2 separate regions of the Homo sapiens genome follow, and region 1 is linked to region 2. A link is a contact called in ENCODE Hi-C or POLR2A ChIA-PET data. All regions are on one chromosome and are shown on one strand. Each heading gives the region's core, a stretch centred on a gene start or an enhancer-like site at or near the end of the contact. The rest is flanking DNA. Distances are from core to core; before and after follow the strand shown. Region 1 has its middle 57 kb from the start of LINC03055. Region 2 has its middle 62 kb from the start of LINC03055.

Region 1 (2,810 bases), core at 253-2,752, 120 kb after region 2:
AGGAAAACAAAGGATCATTAGCAATGCCATGATGGAGCCTGGAGGGGGTGGGTAGAAACCTGAAGGAAGGAATACTTTCTGAGAGAGAAAGAGACTGCATTGCACCCAGGCTGGAATGCAGTGGTGTGATCATAGCTCACTGCAGCCTCAAACTCCTGCCGTCAGGTGATCCTCTTGCTTCAGCCTAAGTAGCTGGGACTACAGGTATTCCCCACCACGCTTCTCTAATTTTCTTATTTTTTGTAGAGGTGGCGTCTTGCTATGCTGCCCAGTCTGAACTTGAACTCCTGGCCTCAAGTGATCCCATACCTTGGCCTCCCAAAGTGCTGGGATTAGAGGGGTGAGGGACCTTACCCAGCCTTAAGTGTTTTCTTGATGCTGCTCTGTATTGTTTAATTGTTTTGATCAATATGTGGTACTTTTCTGATTATTTTAAAATACCATAAAAAGCTGAGACAATTGTGTACCAGTTATAAAGAGGACTGCACATTTTTTATACTCGTTATCCAAAGCAGCAGCGCACAGGCAGAGTGAAAAATCCAGCCACAGCTGTGTGATTTAGAGGACAGTCCAACGCTCCAGGTCCCTCTTGCTGTCAGACAGCACCAGGTCACCAGACCTAAATGCCCCAACAATGCCTGAGTCTGCAGTGCTGAGAGGGTACCCGTGTCCAGCTTGGGAGGCCCACCTTTTCACTCCAAGGTCACACTGCAGGTCCCCAGGCCTTTGGCCCCAGATGTACCTGTCCCTTAACTTTCCCTTAAAATCAAATCTTAGGTTCTTACAAACCACCCCAATAAACTCAAAACTCGTGTTATGAAATTCCTTTACTAGTAAATATGCTGTCACTTGGAGACATTTTGCTTACTCCAGGCTGTACATTGGTTAAAGGCCTTCCACTCATCCTTGCCGTCTCTTCTTGAGGAATCACCTGCTGCAGACTTGGCTAATCATAAACCAAGGGGAAAAAAGTCAGAATTCACAACAGTGTTCACTTTAAAAGTTTAAAAAAAAAATGTGAGAGGAGAGGTGGGTATTACAATTTACCTCATCCGCGTGATTATTCACTTGTTGAATTGAAATTGAAGGGAAATTTGCGACTTGCACAAAGACAGGAACCTCTGCTGGAGACTTCCATCTGGGGAGCAGATTTATAAGCCTTTGGAGATGCGGAATAACTTTCCTGTAATGAAGCGCAAGCAAGACCACCCCCTCCAAATGGCGTGTAGGGCCCAGGGAAAGCTAAAATGCACAAAGACACCCAGACGGGAGGGTTTGAGAGGCGTCAGGGTTGAAACCTGAATAAAGCCAACCTTTTAAAAGTGAGTTCGTAGAAATGAGCTGTTCTGTACGTGCTGTTGTTTTTTTTGTTTTGTTTTGTTTTGTTTTGTTTTTTAATGACTTCTCAACCAGGCGGCTGCTTAGGGCTTTGAAAGCTCAATTTGAAATACAGGGAAGGAAGTGACAGAGCGTGATGCAGCCAGGCAGGTGCCTGTCTCAAGTGGAACATGGGCAGACCGTTGCAGAAGAGCGGGAGGGCTGGCAGGAGCCCCAGTGTCGTGCCGGAGCGGCTGGCTGCGCTCTCCACAGCCTCCCCTACAAACCACATGTTGGCCAGTAAACAGAAAGACCAACCGCTTGACGTGTCCTGAAATGGAATTACCAGTGGGCGATATAATAGCAAGATTCAAAGCAGGAAGCAAATAGCTTTTTCTACAAGTTTATTGTCAGAAACATTTTTCCACTCATTTTTTTTTTTTTTGCTTTGCTTTTGCAATACAGTAATGAAGGAGGACCCCAAAATGCTATTCTGGGGAACTGGAAAGAGTATTAATTCTCAGTGCTAAAGATGACACAGACCACAAAAATAAAAACAAAATACAAAAATAAATAAACAAGATTGAAAGGAGGGACTGGAATAGATATTTGTACCTCCATGATCACAGCAGCATTATTCACAACGTGGATGAACATTGAAGACATTATGCTCAGTGAAACAAAAGGGCAAATACTACATGATTCCACTTGTATGAGGTCCCTAGGAGTAAACTCACAGAGACAGGAAGTAGAATGGGGGCTGCCAGGGGCTGGGGGAGGGAGAATGGGGAGTTGGTGTTTAATGGGTACAGAGTTTCAGTTTGGGAACATGAAAAAGTTCTAGAGATAGATGGTGGTGATGGCTGCACAACATGGTGAATGTACTTAGTGCCACTGAGCTGTACACTCAGAAATGGTTAAGATGGTAAAATGCATGTTACATATGTTTTACCACAATAAAAAAATAATCAGGCCACACACAGTAGTCATGCTTGTAATCCCAGCACTTTAGGAGGCCAAGATGGGAGGATCACTTGAGCCCAGGAGTTCAAGACCAGCCTGGGCAACATTGGGAGACCTCGTCTCTACTTTTTTTTTTTTTTTCACATTTTACAACTAAATCTTTATTAAATAATTATTTCACAAGTTAGTAATATAATTATTCTTTTTTTTTTTTTTTGAGACGGAGTCTCGCTCTGTCGCCCAGGCTGGAGTGCTGTGGCACGATCTCGGCTCACTGCAAGCTCTGCCTCCTGGGTTCATGCCATTCTTCTGCCTCAGCCTCCCGAGTAGCTGGGACTACAGGCGCCCACCACCACGCCCAGCTAATTTTTTGTATTTTTTAGTACAGATGGGGTTTCACCATGTTAGCCAGGATGGTCTAGATCACCTGACCTCATGATCCGCCCGCCTCGGCCTCCCAAAGTGCTGGGATTACAGGCGTAAGCCACCATGCCCGGCCTTTATTGATATTCTTCTTCAGGTACTAGACT
Region 2 (2,956 bases), core at 238-2,737:
ACCCCTTCACACTCCCCAGTTCCCACAGAGACTCCATCTTCTCCCTCTGCTTCTTCCTGCCTCCCTGCCTTGTGTTCTTTCAGAGTCCCTCCTGACTGTGTCTTTTCCCCATCCCCTTTCCCCCAAAAGACAGCTGGGTTTCAATATTAAAATCAGCGCTTTGGAGTCTGACCAAGGTGAATTCATATTCTTGCTCCACCCCATCCTGGCTTGGGCAGGTGCCTGGCTGTCCTCACCTGGAAACTGTGGCCTCCATCCTGCCTCCCAGACCTAGTCACAGCCATGAGGATGCCAGCCAGGAAAGTGAAAGAATGCCCGCCCTGAACAGGAGCTCAACAAATGGAGCCATTCTGCTTCCATGGCACCTGATGCCTAATTCTGCAGTTGCTCCCAGTTTCCCTCTTTTCTTCCACCCTCCAGACCATATTGTGCTACTAACAAGAACCACCACGTACTGAGCATTCGTGCCTTCCCAGCACTGTGCAAAGAATTTTGCTCCTGTAATCCTCACAACTCCTGGATTTGGGTTCTGCCCTCTGCTCCCAGAGCTCTGTCTACATTTCCCAAGGGTACCACTCAAATAACAGCGCATTGCTGTGAAGATCAAAGCAATAGGTTCACAGTGGGAAAAGAAGAGGAAGACATGAAGGGGCACCTAATGGGGTGACCAGCCCTCCAGGCTTGCCCAAGGCTGAGGACCAACCTGAACGGACGGTCACTCTAACAATCCAGTCATCCACAATGTCCAGGATGCCTGAAAATATCTTTTGCTGCTATAACAATGGCTCAGAAACCCACCTGACGATTTTGGAAGGTACTTAACTTCTCTGAGCCTCAATTTCATCATCTAAAACAGGGATAGCAATGGCTACCTCCTCACGGGGCCGCTGGAGAGATAAAAAGGGAAGAAGTGCATCCAGCATCCTCGCAGCATTCGTCTCATGGTGAGCCTTCCTCCACAGGTGTCAGCATCAAGTCCTGGAAATCACACCTGGGCTTGTCCACCTGCCAGCCACCACCCCTGGCCACTTCCTTATTCTCTCCAAATCTCAACTACCCGAACTTAATCAGTTCAAGCCAGGCACAGTAGCTCACACCTGTAATCCCAGCAATTTGGGAGGCTGAGGTAGGAAGATCCCTTGAGACCAGGAGTTTAAGATCAGCCTGTTCCACACAGCAAGACTCCATCTCTACAAAATATTCTTTTTTAAAATCGGCTCAGTGGGGAGATTAAGTAAGTTATAGACAGCTTGTGAAGAAGAAAAGAGGAGGAAGAAAAAAGAGAAGGAAGAAGAAGAAGAAAAGGAGGAGGAGGGGGAGGAGGAGGAGGCAGAGAGAGAGAAAGAAGAAGAAGAAGGCGGCAGAGAGAGAGAGAGAGAAAGAGAGAGTGCTAGCTGAAAAGAGCATTTTGCCTAGACTCCACTGACCAGGCCTCACAGTTTTTAGAAAAAGGAAGAAGACAAACCTCACAGATGCAGACTGGCTGGAAAACCCCAGTCCCTCAGTTCTTAACCACCAGACAGGGAAGTCTTGGCCAAACAATGGTGGAACAGATTCTTTGAGGGACAGACAAGAGACAGAGGGGGACAGAGGGCCCCAGCTTCAGCCTGATGCTTGGGTTTGAAATGTCCAATCCACCAGCACACCTGACACTCCTTGGCAGGAAGAGGACAGAAACCCTGGCAATCTGGGGGGAGGCACAGCCTGTTCACAGAATCAGAAATGTGGGAGCAAAAGTCATGGCCTTTGGTTCAGAAATGCCAAACATCTAATCACCTCCGGCAAAGTCCCTGGCCCAGTTCCATGTTATTGTGACCTCTGAGTCCTGGCCGAGTGCAGGGCAAACTCCACTACCTGCTCGGTGGCCCACGGGTCCCTTGCTCCTGGCACTGGGGTCCTGTTTCTTTTTACCCTTTCCAACTGGGCTATCTGGCAGGGATCAATCAGTCCCCACATAGAAGACACACTGGCAGGGGTCTCCAAGGCCTTTATGTGAAGGTCGGTGGCTTGGACGTTACTATTTTTTCAAATGGATTAAATGCCAATGGCATGCTGAGCCCACGGAGAAATCAGAGGTAGACAGTCGGCAGGCAGGCACTCTGGGGAGATAAACAGATGCGTGGCATTCCACAGCTCTGAGGAAAGATGCCCCTTGAAGCTAGGGAGAAGCTTTTGTCCATGCTGCCACCTTTAGGGGCTTTCTCAGAAATTCCCACTCCTACGCTCAGTGACGGGATCATCAGAGCCTAACAGCTTCTTGGCCATGGTCGTGCACAGCCATCGCCAGCCACCCTGGAGATGGCAGGCTGTGCTGGGACGGCCCTTTGCTCCCTGCACCCCAGGTGCTCCATCATGACAGGGCAGCTGGAGGCAGGAGCAGCCCCACTGTGTTCTTCACAGCCACCCTAGCTTGGATCAGCTGGTCCCTCTCCTGGGGCTAAAGCAGCGAAGGATTTACATCAACCCAGAAGGAAAAGCCACTGCTTTTGGAAGGGGCCAGGGAAGTGCAGCAGGAGGGGTCAGCAGAGCAAGAGAGGACAGGGACCCACCATGATGATGAAACTGATGACTTCTGTTGCCTCCAGTTGATCGCCCCACTCACCCTCAGCACCTGTACCAGCCTGTGCTCGCCTCCCGCTGTTGCAGGTGTGGAGGCTCAGGACACGCGGGGTGGGGGCAGCCCCTGAGTTCTCCTGCTGTGGAGGGACAGCTCTGACAGGAGTTAGGTTCCTACACTGATTTGGGACAATTACTCTTTCTCTGGGCTTCAGTTTCCTCATTTGCAACATAAAAAGCTTGGGTTTGATGGGTTTTTGAAGGTCCTTTGAGCTCTCTGATTCAGCAATGTGAGTGGAGTCTAGCCGGGAATGGCCCCCAAATGTGCGGCTGGCCCCATCTCTGTGGAGGGATGGAGATGGAAAATCAGGATGTGGTGGCAGGGCTGTCTGTGGGATTC

The links. Hi-C counts contacts between places; a loop is a spot of excess contacts on that map. ChIA-PET counts read pairs that join two places held with the same protein, here RNA polymerase II (POLR2A). Pooled maps may share reads with other maps.
Region 1: a pooled map shows a loop between it and region 2 (2.5-fold over the local background). The contact joins two enhancer-like sites. A Hi-C loop is called at or near these places in 3 of 50 pooled maps. POLR2A ChIA-PET finds 5 or more read pairs at or near these places in 3 of 52 experiments (Caco-2, H1 and activated B cell).

What each region holds. Positions count from the first base shown.
Region 1 is chr6:6,941,514-6,944,323 of GRCh38, forward strand. No RefSeq gene overlaps it. Among named protein-coding and RNA genes, the nearest start is that of LINC03055, 57 kb to the left of the region's middle. Within about 2 kb of position 1,503, at least 6 of the 41 ENCODE cell types and tissues checked have a DNase peak (open chromatin) inside an H3K27ac peak, as active enhancers do.
Region 2 is chr6:6,822,229-6,825,184 of GRCh38, forward strand. No RefSeq gene overlaps it. Among named protein-coding and RNA genes, the nearest start is that of LINC03055, 62 kb to the right of the region's middle. Within about 2 kb of position 1,488, at least 3 of the 41 ENCODE cell types and tissues checked have a DNase peak (open chromatin) inside an H3K27ac peak, as active enhancers do.